Regions from separate parts of the Homo sapiens genome. Here region 2 is linked to region 1. A link is a loop called in an ENCODE intact Hi-C map of the cell type or tissue named here. Cell type or tissue: tibial artery. All regions are shown on one strand. Links, peaks and the distances in the headings refer to the core of each region. The heading gives the core; the rest is flanking DNA.

Region 1 (10,691 bases), core at 3,398-8,397:
CAATTCTCCTGCCTCAGCCTCCTGAGTAGCTGAGTCTACAGGCGCATGCCACCATGCCCTGCTAATTTTTTGTATTTTTAGTAGAGACATGGTTTCACCATGCTGGCCAGGCTGGTCTAAAACCCCTGACCTCAGGATCCGCCCGCCTCAGCCTCCCAAAGTGCTGGGATTACAGGCGTGAGCCACCACACCCGGCCAGGGGAATCTTAAATGCATATTACTAAGTGAAATATGCATTTAGCCAATCTGAAAAGGCTACATACTGTACAATTCCAACTGTATAACATTGTGGAAAAGGCAAAACTATGAAGACAGTAAAAAAATGAGTGGTTGCCAGGGGTTAGGAGGGAGCGGGATGAACAGGCAGAGCACAGAGACTTTTTAGGGCAATGAAAATATTCTGGCCAGGTGCAGTGGCTCACCCATGTAATCCCAGCACTTTGGGAGGCCGAGGCGGGCAGATCACCTGAGGTCAGGAGTTCGAGACCAGCCTGGCCAACATGACAAAACCCCATCTCTACTAATAATACAAAAATTAGCCGGGCGTGGTGGTGCACACCTGTAGACCCGCTACTAGGGAGGCTGAGGCAGGAGAACTGCTTGAACCCAGGAGGGGGAGGTTGCAGTGAGCGAGATTGTACCACTGCACTCCAGCCTGGGCAACAAGAGCGAAACTCCATCTCAAAAAAGAAAAACAATTGCCTGGCATGATGGCATGTGCCTGTAGTCCCAGCTACTTGGGAGGTTGAGGTGGGAGAATCAGTTGAGCCCAGGGAGATTGAGGCTGCAGTGAGCCAAAATCATGTCACTGCACTCCAGCCTGGGAAACAGAGTAAGACCCTGTCTCACAAAATAAATAAAAGTGGCCGGGCATGGTGGCTCATGCCTGTAATCCCAGCACTTTGGGAGGCCGAGGTGGGTGCATCACCTGAGGTCAGCAGTTCAAGACCAGCCTGGCCAACATGGTGAAACCTTGTCTCTACTAAAAATACAAAAAATTAGTTGGGCATGGTGGAGGGTGCCTGTAATCCCAGCTACTTGGGAGGCTGAGGCAGGAGAATTGCTTGAACCCAGGAGGTGGAGGTTGCAGTGAGCCAAGATCTTGCCATTGCACTCCAGCCTGGGCAACGAGCGAAACTCTTGTCTCAAATAAAATAAAATAAATAAAATAAATTTTGGCCAGGCACAGTGGTTCATGCCTGTAATCCCAGCACTTTGGGAGGCCAAGGTGGGCGGATCATTTGAAGTCAGCCAGACCAGCCTGGCCAACATGGTGAGACCCCGTTTCTACTAAAAACAAAAATCGGCTGGGCATGCTGAGGTAAGAGAATCGACTGAACCCAGGAGGCAGAGATTCCATTGAGCCAAGATCACACCACTGCACTCCAGCCTGCGCAACAGAGTGATACTCTGTCTCAAAACAAAACAAAACAAAACAAAACAGCGGCTGGGCACCGTCGCTCACACCTGTAATCCCAGCACTTTGGGAGGCCGAGGCAGGCAGATCACTTGAGGTCAGGAGTTTGAGAATAGCCTGGCCAACGTGGTGAAACCCCATCTCTATTAAAAATACAAAAATTAGGCCGGGCACAGTAGCTCACGCCTGTAATCCCAGCACTCTGGGAGGCCGAGGCGGGCAGATCACGAGATCAGGAGATCAGGAGATCAAGACCATCCTGGCTAACACGGTGAAACCCCATCTCTACTAAAAAATACAAAAAATTAGCCGGGCGTGGTGGCAGGCGCCTATAGTCCCAGCTATTCAGGAAGCTGAGGTAGGAGAATAGCGTGAACCCAGGAGGTGGAGCTTGCCGTGAGTCGAGATTGCAACACTGCACTCCAGCCTGGGCGACAGAGTGAGACTCCGTCTCAAAACCAAACAAAACAAAACAAAACAAAACAAATACAAAAATTAGCTGGGCATGGTGGTGGGCGCCTGTAATCCCAGCTACTGGGGATGCTGAGGCAGGAGAATGGCTTGAACCCAGGAGACCCAGGAGGCGAAGGTGCAGTGAGCCGAGATCATGCCACTGCACTCCAGCCTGGGTGACAGAGCAAGACTCCATCTCAAAAAAAAAAAAAAAGCTGGGCACAGTGGCTCATGCCTGTAATCCTAGCACTTTGGGAGGCCGAGGCGGGCAGACCACCTGAGGTTGGGAGTTCAAGACCAGCCTGACCAACATGGAGAAACCCTGTCTCTACTAAAAATACATAATTAGCCGGGCTTGGTGGCACATGCCTGTAATCCCACCTACTTGGGAACTTGGGAGGCTGAAGCAAGAGAACCGCTTGAACCCGGGAGGCAGAGTTTGCAGTGAGCTGAGATCACCCCACTGCACTCCAGCCTGGGTGACAAGAGTGAAACTCTGCCTCAAAATAATAATAATAATAAATAGGCTGGGTTTCGTGGCTCACACCTGTAATCCCAGCACTTTGGGAGGCTGTGGGGGTGGATCACTTGAGGCCAGGAGTTCAAGACCAGCCTGGCCAACATGGCAAAACCCCATCTCTATTAAAAATAGAAAAATTAGCCGGGCATGGTGGCACACTCCTGTAGTTCCAGCTACTTGAGAGGCTGAGGTGGAAGAATTGCTTGAGCCCAGGAGGTGGAGGTTGCAGTGAGCCGAGATCGAGCTAGTGCATCCAGCCTGGGGGACACAGTGAGACTCTGTCTCAGAAAATAATAAGTAAATAAATAAATATGACAGTGCGTGTGTACAGTTTTCCATTCTAACCACTTTCCTTTTTTTTTTTTTTTTTTTTTTTTTTTTTTGAGACGGAGTCTCGCTCTGTCACCCAGGCTGGAGTGCAGTGGCGCAATCACGGCTCACTGCAAGCTCCGCCTCCCGGGTTCACGTCATTCTCCTGCCTCAGCCTCCCGAGTAGCTGGGACTACAGGCGCCCGCCACCACGCCCAGCTAACTTTTTGTATTTTTAGTAGAGACGGGGTTTCACCGTGTTAGCCAGGATGGTCTCCATCTCCTGACCTCATGATCTACCCGCCTCGGCCTTCCAAAGTGCTGGGATTACAGGCGTGAGCCACCGCGCCCCGCCCATTCTAACCACTTTCAAGTGCACAGGCCACTGTCACTGAGCACGCTCACACTGTTGTACAAGCACCGTCCATCTCCAGAAATCTTTCATCTTCCCAGACTGAAACTCTGTCTCCCTTAAACAACTCCCCAGCTCCCACTCCCAGTCCCTGGCAACCACCATGCCACTTCCTGTGTCTATGAATTTGCCTGCTTTGGGGACCTCAAGCCTAGTGTTTGCCTTTTTGTGGCTGGCTTATTTCACTAGCTTATTTCAGCACAGGTCCTCCAGGTCCATCTGTGGTGTAGCAGGTAGACACCTGTTGCAGACAGATAAGCCAAGTCCCAGTCTCGGCTATGCCACTTGAGCCCTCTGAGCCTCAGACGCTGCTGTAGACTGGGAATAGTGACCCTTCACCACAAAAGGTACATGAGGGGTCCACTTACGTTCCTGGGAGGACAGCAGGGTCCTTGGTGACTTATTCTCTGGATACTTCCGAATACCTCCTGCGTGCCAGGCCCTGCTGTACCCCTAGGAATAGAGCCGTAAAGAAGAGGGCCACCACCCCCCCTCTCCACCCACTTTCCTTCCGCCCAGCAGTACCCCAGCTCAGACACTCCGCTCACCTCACTGGTCTGCCAGGAAAGTCATCTCTTTCCTTTTATGCTGTTGAAAATGGGTTGGTCAATATCCCAGAAGTGTTCAGGGTGCTTCAAGTTGCATTTTGAGCTCCTCAGCTATTGATTGGGAAGAATAATTGTCTTCACTTTATCCTGAGTCAGGCCTTTGGTGGAAAAGTGCAGGAAAGGCTATAGGAGGAGGTGGCCAGGGGGCCTTCTGTCCAGGTATTTAGGGGTTATGAGCTCCTCTGGGCCCACCCCCGCTGACAACATCACACCTCCAGCCAAGCACACACTTGACCCAAAGACCTGAGTTTGCCATCAAAGCAGATCCAGGGTTTGGTTCGGAGTGGAAAGATTAACATGAAAAAAGCTGGAGTGGTAGGCAGAAAGGCCTAGAGAAGATCTGTCTGTCTGTCTGTCTGTTTTATTCCCCCAACCCCTCCCCACCAGCCACACCCAGATTGAGGAGCACCAGCAGCCATGGGCTGGCATGTGACAGGCTGGTCAGTGTGCTGGGAACACAGTTCTGGGCAGAGGATCTGATGCTGAAAAGAGCCTCAGTGTATCTTCAGTGCCTCCTCCCCTGTCCCTGGTGGTCTGGGTGTCCAGTGCAGCCCTGGTCTGGCCCAGCAATCTCTCTGATAGGGTCATGGCAGGATGCCTGTCAGGGTGTGGTGGCACGTGCCTGTAGTCCTAGCTACTTGGGAGGCTGAGACAGGAGAATTGCTTGAACCCAGGAGGCAGAGGTTGCAGTGAGCCAAGATTGCGCCATTGCACTCCCACCTGGGTGACAGAGTGAGAATCCATCTCAAAAAACAAAAACAAAAACAAAACAAAACAAAAACCCAGCCTGGGCAACACAGGGAGACCCCATCTCTACAAAAAATTAGAAAATTGGCCGGGTGCGGTGGCTCACACCTCTAATCCCAGCACTTTGGGAGGCCGAGGCAGGCAGATCACGAGGTCTGGAGATGGAGACCATCCTGGATAACATGGTGAAACCCCGTCTGTACTAAAAATACAAAAAAATTAGCTGGGTGTGGTGGCAGGCGCCTGTAGTCCCAGCTGCTGGGGAGGCTAAAGCAGGACAATGGCATGAACCCGGGAGGCGGAGCTTGTAGTGAGCCGAGATTGTGCCACTGCACCCCAGCCTGGGCAACAGAGCAAGATTCCATCTCAAAACAAAACAACAACAAACAAACCAGCCTGGGCAAGACAGGGAGACCCCATCTCTACAAAAAATTAAAAAATTAGCTGGGCAGGGTGGCACGTGCCTGTGGTCCCAGCTACTCAGAAGGCTGAGGAGGGAGGATCTCTTGAGCCTAAGGGGTCGAGGCTGCAGTGAACCCTGATCACGCCGCTGCGCTCCAACCTGGGTGCCAGGAGCCAGAGATTGCAGTGAGACGAGGTCGCACCACTGCACTCCAGCCTGGGCAATAGAATGCAACTCCGTCTCAAAATAAATAAATAAAAATAAATAAATAAAGTGTGCAGTTCAGTGGCACCAAGTACATTCATGGCAGCCTCGCCACCGTCCATCTTCAGAACTTTGTCATCTCCCCAAACAAGCGCTGTACCCATTAGGCAGGCACTCCCCATCCCCACCCACCATTCACTTTTCTCTCTTTCTTTCTTTCTTTCTCTCTTTTCTTTTTCTTTCTTTCCTTCCTTCTCTTTCTTTTTCTTTCTTTTTTTTTTCTTTTAGATAGGGTCTCATTCCGTCACCCAAGCTGGAGTGCAGTGGCACTATCTTGGCTCACCACCACAGCCTCAGCCTCCCCAAGTAGCTGGGACTACAGGTGTGTACCACCACACCTTGCTAATTTTTAAATTTTCATTTGTTTTAGAGACAAAGTCTCACTGTGTTGCCCAGGCTAGTCTAGGGATGAGAGCCTCCTGGATTTGGGGTGGGGCCCTGAAAGACACAGAGACACACAGCAGGGAAGAGCAGATGAGGTGGAGGCAGAGGCTGGAGGGACGTAGCTGCAAGCGCAGGAGCACCAAGGGCCGGTGGAACCGCAGAAACCGCAGCGAGGGAGCCAGCCCTGCTGACACTTTGATTCCGGACTTCCATCGCAGAACTGAGAGAGAGAATCAACCCCTGTCGTCCTGAGCCCCCAGCGTGTGGTGCTGTGGTGCAGCCGCAGGAAACACGTGCTTTCCAGAATGACAGCTGGTGTCCGCAAGAACAGCAGGAACTCATCAGCATTTGGAAGTGAGACTGGGTGGATGTGCAGTCCCGGAAAAAGAGGCGGAGATTTATGTCTGGTGGCGGGGAGCCCGTGTGTTCAGCAGCTTCTGGAAGGAATTGATAGATGGAAGCTGCTAGAGGCGTTGCTGACAGCCTCTCCTTGAGGCCAGACTCCAGAGCTGGAACCTGGTAGAAGCCTTAGTCTCCTCATTTACCGCAGCGGTGACGGGTGGGGCAGTGTGAGATCTGAGCCGAGGGCCCGCATCAAAGTCCCCTTTCGGCTTCTCCATCTGTGACATGGGTTGCACCTGCTCTGACTGCTGCTTACGAGAGATGGTGAGCAGTGTTCTGTGCTGCGTGGCCGTGACTGCCGAGGTTCTGTGAAGACGGGAACCACGGGCTGAAAGCAATAGAGACCCCAGACCACCAGGGTCAGCTCGCCCCCGCCCCCACCCATCTTCTTTCTGAAGGCTGCGCTTTTCCTTTTCAATATGACCTAAGCCCTTTGCAGGATATCTCCATTCGCACATTTCCTTACTCAGGGTCTGGGTCTGCCCTGCAGAGCTGAGCTGAACGGCACTATCAGGACTTTCTACTGGGACAATTGAATGCGACCCCCCTCCCACCGTCGGCTCTGCCCTCCTCCTGTTTCCACAGGTCTGGAGACGTTCCCTCTGCCCAGGTGGGGGCCGTGGCTGGAAGTCCGCCTCTGCTGGAGGTGCCCGAACCTCATGCCTCTTGCCCCCAGATCGCCTTTCCCTTGGACGTTGCCCGAGGCGTGTGGTCCCAGTTGGCCAACATGGAGCTTAGTTGGGAGGATGTGAGTGGCCCTCTCCTCCCAAAGATGATCGTGAATCCTCGGGGGCTGAGAAACCTGCTGAGAGAGAAAGAAAACAGTGGGAATAGTGCCTACAGCTGCGCTTCCTCAGTAGACAGGAGGCAGGGCTGCTGGGGGAGGGAAAAGGGAAGCCGGCCGGGGTGGGGGTGGAGAAGGTGGGGTCTCTGGAGGAGAACTCATCCTGGAGGAGTTTAACAATAGGAGAGGTGGGTGGGAGCATGGAGGTGTCTCCCATACACCACCCCTGCCTCTGGGGGTAGAGGTGCCACCCCAAGGAACAGGGCTTGTGAACTCAAAGAACACTTGAGAGGATTGGGCCGCCCCAGCCTGCATGCCCATCCCCAGCCTGCTACAGTGTGTTCCTGGGGGGGCCTGTGGGCCTAAGCCAAGCAGTGCCTGGCATTCTCTTGGCCACAGACAAGGGTCCAAGGTGGGCTGGTAACCTTGGGAGGTGGAATCCAAGTGAAGCCTGGGGCATTATCGATGCTTTGGGGGACAAGCTTCTCCTGCTGGACAGTGGGGACTGCAGATACAACGTCTGGAACTGCTCTGGCCATTTCTGCCTCTACAGAGGAGCCAGACTGACCTCCAGCCACACAGCCATGCAGACACTGGGAGGCAGAGCCAAGAAAGCTGTAGGGACCCCCAGTGTAGGGTCCGGGAGCTCAAGGGCAACCACAGCCTGCTCATCTGGGTGCCTACATGAGCCAACAGCCCTTCTGTAGTTTAACCAGTTGAATCATCTAGGATTCCAGCAAGAAATAGGATTCCTGGGCCAGGCACGATGGCTCACACCTGTCATCCCAGCACTTTGGGAGGCTGAGGAGGGTGAGGGTGGATCACCTGAGGTCAGGAGTTTGAGACCAGCCTGGTCAACATGGTGAAACCCCATCTCTACTAAAAATACAAAAATTAGCCAGGTGTAGTGGCGGGTGCCTGTAATCCTAGCTACTTGGGAGGCTGAGGCAGGAGAATCACTTGAACCTGGGAGGCAGAAGTTGCAGTGAGCTGAGATTGCGCCACTATACTCCAGCCTGGGCGACAGAGTGAGACTTTGTCTCAAAAAAAAAAAAAAAAAGAAATAGGATTCCCCCCAGAGGGATTGAAGGAGACTTGACTGAAAGGGCCAGATGGGTGAATAGGGATTTGGAAACAAACCAAGGATATCAGGGTGCCCAGAGACTAGGAACAGAGAGAAGCCAAAGGGACAAGGGGAAGGCATGGCACCTGATGGGAGCTGCCTGGTGAGAGAAACAGTCAGGAAGGACTACAGGAGCTAGGACACCAGGGGATCACATCCTTCCCTAGCACCTTCACGGGGAGTATGGTCCTGCCAACACCGTGATCTAGAACTTCTGGCCTCCAGAACGGTGGAACGATACATTTCTATTGTTTATGCCACTCTGTTTGTGGTACTTTGCTACAGCAACCCTACAAATTAATACCCACCTCTTGGGGCAAACCCAATCAGAAGCCAGGCATTGAAGGAGCCTGGGAGAGCAGTCTGCAGGGAAGGCCTCCCAAGGCATAAAAAGCAGGATTGAGGAGGGGCAGTGTGGCAAAAGGAGAACAGCCAGAATGCCAGATGCCCCTTCGGCTGGAAATGAGGAGAGGGGAGGGGACTGAATACATGGACTGCTCTCTCCTCCCACCCAGGCCTCCTCCTGGGCTTCCCTGTTACAGGTTGAATTGTGTGCCCCCAAAATTCATATGTTGAAGTCCTAACCCCAGTTAGTACCTTATTTGGAACTAGGGTCATTGCAGATGTGATTAAAGTGGGGTCCTACTAGAGTAGGGGAGGCCCCTAATCCAACATGACTGGTGTCCTTATAAAAGGGGAAATGTGGGCCGGGCATGGTGGCTCACATCTGTAATTCCAGCAGTTTGGGAGGCCGAGGTGGGTGGATCACCTGAGGTCAGGAGTTCGAGACCAACGTGACCAATATGGTGAAACCCTGTCTCTAATAAAAATACAAAAATTAGCTGGGCGTGGTGGCATGCTCCTCTAGTCCCAGCTACTCAGGAGGCTGAGGCAGGAGAATTGCTTCAACCTGGAAAGCAGAGCTTGCAGTGAGCCAAGATGCGCCACTGCACTCCAGCCTGGGCGACAGAGCCAGACTCCGTCTCAAAAAAAAAAAAGAGGCAGGGGGTGACGTGAGCTGGGCATGGTGGCTCACATCTATAATCCCAGCACTTTGGGAGGCCGAGGCGGGTGGATCATTTGAGGTCAGGAGTTCAAGACTAACCTGGCAAACATGGTGAAACCCCATCTCTATTAAAAATACAAAAATTAGTGGGGCGTGGTGTCAGGCACCTGTAATGCCAGCTATTTGGGAGGCTGAGGCAGGAGAATTGCTTGAACCTGGGAGGTAGAGGTTGCAGTGAGCGGAGATTGCGCCATTGCACTCTAGCCTGGGTGACAAGAGTGAAACTCGGCCGGGCACAGTGTCTCACGCCTGTAATCCCAGCACTTTGGGAGGCTGAGGCGGGCAGATCACTTGAGGTCAGGAGTTCAAGACCAGCCTGACCAAACTGGTGAAACCCCATCTCTACTAAAAGTACAAAAATTAGCCGGGCGTGGTGGCAGGTGCCTGTAATCCCAGCTACTTGGGAGGTTGAGACAGGAGAATTGCTTGAACCCAGCAGGCAGAGGTTGCAGTGAGCTGAGACCAGGCAATTGCACTCCAGCCTGGACAATAAGAGTGAAACTCTGTCTCAAAAAAAAAAGGAAAAAAAGAAAGAAAGAAAAAAAAAAGGGAAGTGTGGACAGAGCCATGAACACAGGGAAAATGCCATGTGAAGATTTTGAGTTATGCTGTCACAAGCCAAGGAACTATAGGAGCTAGGACACCAGGGGATCACATCCTTCCCTAGCACCTTCACGGGGAGTATGGTCCTGCCAACACCGTGATCTAGAACTTCTGGCCTCCAGAACGGTGGAACAATACATTTCTATTGTTTATGCCACTCTGTTTGTGGTACTTTGCTACAGCAACCCTACAAATTAATACCTCCTTCTTAGGGCAAACCCAATCAGAAGCCAGGCATTGAAGGAGCCTGGGAGAGCAGTCTGCAGGGAAGGCCTCCCAAGGCATAAAAAGCAGGATTGAGGAGGGGCAGTGTGGCAAAAGGAGAACAGCTGGAATGCCAGTTTGGTGGGTTGTCTGTTGACTGCAACCAGAAGTCTCCAAACCTCAACACAGAATTTGGTACCAGGAGTGGGGTGTTACAAGTGAAGAGACTAAAACATGGAGTGGTCTGAGCTAAGGGGGTAAAAATGGAAGATGGTAAGGACCCCACTCTACCGAGTTGGGAAATGGCCATGGGGTAGCACAACAGCTGGTTGTAGCTAAGGTGGGAGGATCACTTGAGCCCAGGTGTTTGAAACTAGCCTGGGCAACATAGTAAGACGTTGTCTCTAAAACAAATAAAAACTAAAAAATTAGCTAGGTGTGGTGGTGCACACCTGTAGTCCTAGCTACCTGGGGAGGCAGAGGCTGCGGTGAGCCAAGATAGTGCCACTGCACTCCAGCTTGGGCGACGGAATAAGACCCTATCTGAAAAAAAGAAAAAGAAAGAAAGGAAAAAGAAAGTGAATGGTGGGTGCCAGGGACTGAGTGAGGGGGATGGGGAGTGCCTGCTTAATAGGTAATGGGAACAGGGCTTGTTTGGGGAGATGAGAAATTTCTGGAGATGGATGGTGGCAGGGCTGCCCAACAACATGAATGTACTTGGTGCCACTGAACTGCACACTTTATTTACTTATTTATTTTTTAATTTTTATTTATTTATTTATTTTTTAGACAAAGTCCTTGCTCTGTCACCCAGGCTGGAGTGCAGTGGCACGATCTCGGCTCTCTGAAAGCTCTGCCTCCCAGGTTCACGCCATTCTCCTGCCTCAGCCTCCCGAGTAGCTGGGACTATAGGTGCCCGCCACTGCGCCTGGCTATTTTTTTTGTTTTTAGTAGAGCCGGGGTTTCACCGTGTTAGCCAGGATCGTCTCGAT
Region 2 (5,000 bases), core at 1-5,000, 130 kb after region 1:
TGTGCTGCCAGGCACGGTGGCTCACACCTGTGATCCCAGCACTTTAGGAGGCTGAAAGTGGGCAGATCGCTGGAGCCCAGAAGTTCGAGACCACCCTGGGCAACATGGCGAAACACTGTCTCTACAAAAAAAAAAAAAAAGTACAAAAAATTAGCTGGCTGTGGTGGGACAAGCCTGTAGTCCCAGCTACTTGGGAGGCTGAAGTGGGAGGATCAATTGAGCCCGGGAGGTCGAGGCTGCAGTGAGCCATGATTGCGACATTGCACTCCAGCCTGGGTGACAGAATGAGACCTTGTCTCCTGTCTTAAAAAAAACAAACAGAAAGCTGTGCTGAAGCTTCTCTGGCACCGGCTGACTGTTGCCATGGCAGTACCACAGCAGACAGCACCACTGTGGCCCCAGGCCTCCCCTGCGTACCATATAGAAACTGGGAGCACTGGATGTAGCCTTCCTCCATCTCCTCACACTTGTCTGCAGCAGTTTCAATGTCGCTTATGGTTGAGGCAAAAATGGCGGCACCACTCTCCACCAGCTGTTTGCAGAGGTGAACGCTGTTACAAGAGGCAGCGCAGTGCAGCGGCGTCCTGGAATAGAGCGTGGGTGAAGGTGCAGGCCTGGCACTGCCTGTCCTGTAGGACGTGGCCCTCAGAGATTTCCCTCTAAGGAATCTCGCGGAAGGCGTTCACCTTTGTGCCATCAAGTCTCAGTGTTGTTTCTTTAAAGGCAGGATTTCCATGAGCCAATTGTTTCAGACCATACATACATTTTGAAAAGGGGGCACAGGGAATGGGTTAAGAAATGGCCAATCCACAGATGTTCACGCCACACTGCATGGTGATGTGAATGTACATAACACACTGAAACACACATTTAAAAATAGCTAAGATGTGAAATTTTATGTTATGTGTATTTTACCACGATTCAAATGCAGCACAATGTCAGCTGTCTGAAAGTTCAAAATAACCCCCACAGGAGACCAACACGCCTCGCCCAGCAGCAGAGCTCCCGAAGGCAAACGGAATGAACAATGCGACAACCTACATGCCTGACCCAGGGGGATGCTGAGGCTGCTTTTCACACGGAGCACAGAGTGTGAAGAGTCCATACGGAACATATGAGAAGGGGAAGATGGAATGATTCACAGAATGCTTAGACTGCAATGTTAATGACGAGGCACAGAAAGAGCATAACCACAGCCACGTTTTTAACAAAATCATCAAGAGAAAAGGCTGGAAAAAAAGGCAAGGAAACCCTGGCAACAGCTGTCTTTCAAGGATGAAATGATGGGTGTTCTTGCTCTAATTCTCTCTTCCGTGCTTCCTAATTGTCTAGAACACGCCTGTTTTCCTTATGCAAAGCAGGGAAAGTAAATCTGTCCACCCCACACTCCTACGGGCCTCACCATCCATCACTATCAGCAGCATTCACGTTGACACCAAAATCCAGCAGGAACTTCACGATGTGATGGTGGCCGGCGCAGACGGCGTTGTGCAGTGGGGTGATCCCTTCGTCGTTGGGCTTGCTGGGATCTTCCACCTAGGACACACGGCCTGTGAGCGCCCATCCCCTCGCCCCCAGCAGCGTGCACTGGTCCCCGGCTGCAGCTCACCTCATAGATGATCCTCTGCACCAGATCGAACTCTCCTTCCAGAGACGCGTCTAGGAGCAGTGCCAGGGGGTTAAACCGGACTCTCAGCCCGTGCCCCGTCCGCTCCGAGTTGGGCTTCTTCAAGTTGGTCCGCTTGTTCTGTTGGGAAGGAAGCACGCTTTCCAGTTAAAGGTGGTCCACTGAAGTCTAAGAACCCACGCCTGCTGGGAAGGAGTGGTGGGAGCTAAAGCCCAAAGACAGTGGCTCCGCGAAGCAGCCCTGGAGTGGTAGCAGTAGCAGCGCCCAGGTGACCACCTCAAATAAGGGCCAGGGCCACTCTGCTCACTACAAGGGAGAGCCCTGTCTGAGGCCTGAGTCCCTGGCTCACGCACAGAGGGACACGGCTGTGTTTGAGCTTCTGGCCACTCCTCGGAAGACTCTGTGGGAGGGAGGGTGGCGTGTGACTGCCAAGTAGCTGATGGGAGCCAGCAGCTCGTTCCTGCCCACATGCGACAGGGTTCTTCCTGCTATGGCACCAGATCCTAGTGGAGAGAATCCCACTGAGGGTTCCCTGAGATGGCGCCTGGCTCCCTCTCTGCTCCGTCAACACTGACCTCCCACCCAGGGCCTTTGTCTAGATGCTTCTTCCCTCGTCTCTCTACAGGACCTTCAGGTGCCAGCGACAGCTCCCCTTCCTCAGGAAAGCCTCTGGAGCTCCCTGACCAGCTGTCTGGGAAAGGCTTGGCCACATTGTGCATTTGTGTGGCCGAGCCCCATTTGTCATGCCTTTTCATGCCCCATTTGTCTGTGTGACTGTCCGTCCTCCCTACAAGACGTAACTCAGGGACATCCCTGGTTCCCACTGCTCCCAGCACAGCCTGACCAAGGGAAGGACCCCAGAGGTCCTGGTTGCATGAATGACCAGGAAGGCCAGGCTTTGGTCTAGCAATGACACCCACCGTGGAGGTGGCAGGAGGGTGGCTGGCAGGGGGAAGAGGTGCTGGAGGGACCTGCTCTTCCCCTGGAGATGGGGCCTCAGCCACAGGACTCGGGATCTGCTCCGTGGTGGGGACCGTGGCCACGTTGTTGTTATTGTCCTCTGCCGGCTCGGCAGTTTGGTGGGTGGTTTGGGGACAGATGAGCTCCTCTGGTTCGGGGGAAGGTAACTCATTATCATTGGCATCTGATGACGGGGCAGGCTCAGCGGGGAGTGGGGCTGTGGGCTGGGCAGGGGGGAGCTCTTCCAGGTTTCCATTGGCATTGGTGTTTCCATTGTCCACATCGGCCAAGGTGCCCATGAAGTCCTGGGAGGGGCTGGGCTGGTAGAAAGGGGTGCCCTCCATGCCACCGGCCAGGGTGTTGAAGCGCTGGTACAGCAGCTTCTGGATGTTGGGCCCGCCGGGGCCCTCGGGCTCTGTGATGGAGCTGCGCTTTTTCAGGGGCCGGGGCGCGTTGGCCAGCTTCCTGCGGAGGGCCTCCAGGTCTGCATCACTCTGGTAGCGCAGTGGCGAATGCACGATGGGCGTGAGCTTGGTGGGGCTGAGTGGCCGTGGCAGGCTCTCCACGGTGCTGCCATCTGCGGGGGCGGCGGGGCCATCCTGCTCAGGCTCTTTCTCAGTACTTTCTGAAGGTGGCTGAGGCTGTGGTGTGCCCGTGGACAGTGACCCGTGAAGAAACGGCAGCGGCGATGGAGAGGTTGAACCCGAAGGTAAAACGGGCTTACCATACACTGGGGAAGACACAAAGGACAGGCAATTTTGACCTCACTACAGAGATCTAGTCATACACACCTATGATTACACCAGAGACAGGCTCCTGCAAAGACACACATATACATCTGCTGCTGTTATTCAATTCTCATTTCAAATCTCTGAGGAAACCTCCCCCTCTTAGAGCCTCCACTGACTCCTTCTGAAAGGTGCAGTGCCTCTCTAATGTGTCGGTTTTTACATTTGGGTTTCCAGAACTGGAGCTTTTTCAAAAGAAAAAAATAGGGTGCTAACCCGACTTTTCCTGCCGCAGACAAGCCTGCCTGTTTTCTGGCCAAGGAAAAAGACAAAAACCACTAAACATGCATCTGATTCTTGGACTAACTCACATGACGGAGACACACGCGCCTCCTCAGAGCAGGAAGGTTTTACCTGGAGGTCCAGGAGCTCTTGAGAATGGTCTAAGCCTTTCCCACCACAGCCAGAACCCTCCCCACAAGGGAACACTGCACCACCACCTGGGAGGTCCCTGTGCAGGAAGTGACTAGGCACGTCCAGGAATCCCTCAACTGTGAGTCTAGAAGCTGCAGCCAATGCCCAGGAATGTCTAAGAAGGCCCTAGCCTAGACCTGACCCGCGGCTTCCTCCCGTAAGAGTCGGAAACACCATCAGCCTCTGTGGTAGGTGTGGAACTAAGCTACCTTCTCTCAGCTGCCTTCTTAGAACATCTGAGCTCCATAACCCAAACCAAGGCTTTCCTCCCCTCTGGGCTATGGGGGAGGCTCCTACGCAGCAGACGCCCTCCTTAAACTGCCCATGCCCAGGGGTCGGGCTCAGCCACTACCAGGAGGGCCAGTGGTCAAGGCCACCCTCTACGCACTGGACAGCTCCCGGCACAAGTTACCACGAAACAGAAGGAAAAGAGGAAATTCTCGACATCTCACCCTTCCCGGAGCTGGATTTCCTAAGTAGCACACGGAGGTGGCTGCTCAGACAGGAAGTCAGAGAACTGTGAGCCATCTGCAAAACAGCCTCCTCCATGCATTCCAGCTTCCATTCCCTTCTCACACTGACACCCAAGGCTGTACTTTTATGTAAGAATTAAGTTTAATCCTAAATAGCACGTGGCCCAAACGTAAAGAAATACATTAGTATTTTCTTAATTAAAAGTATAATTTCCTAGCCCCAAGAAAAGGAGAGTATAAACCCACTCTACCTGCTTTAACTGACTTATTTAAGGCGCTGTGTGCTGCCGGCTGGTAATTCTTAGGTGGTGTGGCTTGCTGGAGGTACATGGAGTATATGGAACTTGAATTCACTGTCTGGGGTCCTTTCCTGGGAGACTGTGGCCTTGACCCTTTATCAGCCAGGAAAGGCCTAATGGCCACTGTCAGTGGGAGTTCAGGCTTGCTGTCCCCAGCTGGAAATGCAGGTGGTCCCGCTGGCGGGTACGTGGGACTTGGCGGTACGGAAATCCTCTGCTGAATCTGTTGTGAGGAGCCTGGCTGGGGGGTGCTGCCTGTGGCGGGCAGCAGGGTGGGCCTCTGTCGACTTGGCAGGCCTGCACTGGGCCTGGGCAAGCTGCCTTCCTTCCTCCTTTCCAGGGAGCTTGTCGACCCAGGACCCAGAGGTGTAGGACTTGGGTATGTCCCATAGCTTGGAGGCAGCTGCTTGCCTACACCCGGGATGGGAGGTGGCACTTT

The links. Peaks named below come from ENCODE experiments on the same cell type or tissue, not always from the same donor. Only the 100,000 strongest peaks of a DNase experiment are listed, where the experiment ranks them.
Region 2: a loop joins it to region 1, with 2.2 times the contacts of the local background. A loop is called at or near these places in 1 of 110 quality-filtered maps.

Annotation. Positions count from the first base shown.
Region 1 is chr14:103,601,469-103,612,159 of GRCh38, forward strand. No RefSeq gene overlaps it. Among named protein-coding and RNA genes, the nearest start is that of KLC1, 22 kb to the right of the region's middle. RefSeq lists enhancers at 5,713-5,762, 5,803-6,202. In tibial artery, for the core only: a CTCF peak has its summit at 5,812; DNase peaks (open chromatin) are centred at 5,943 and 7,052; H3K4me3 peaks cover 1,125 bases; H3K27me3 peaks cover 478 bases.
Region 2 is chr14:103,737,277-103,742,276 of GRCh38, forward strand. It overlaps PPP1R13B (protein phosphatase 1 regulatory subunit 13B), which reads right to left. Exons shown (of 17, transcript NM_015316.3): 11 at 4,514-5,000; 12 at 2,548-3,317; 13 at 1,610-1,747; 14 at 1,403-1,536; 15 at 418-584. Among named protein-coding and RNA genes, the nearest start is that of ZFYVE21, 24 kb to the left of the region's middle. In tibial artery, for the core only: no CTCF peak of the experiment used is centred there; DNase peaks (open chromatin) are centred at 2,375, 3,285 and 4,115; H3K27ac peaks cover 1,850 bases.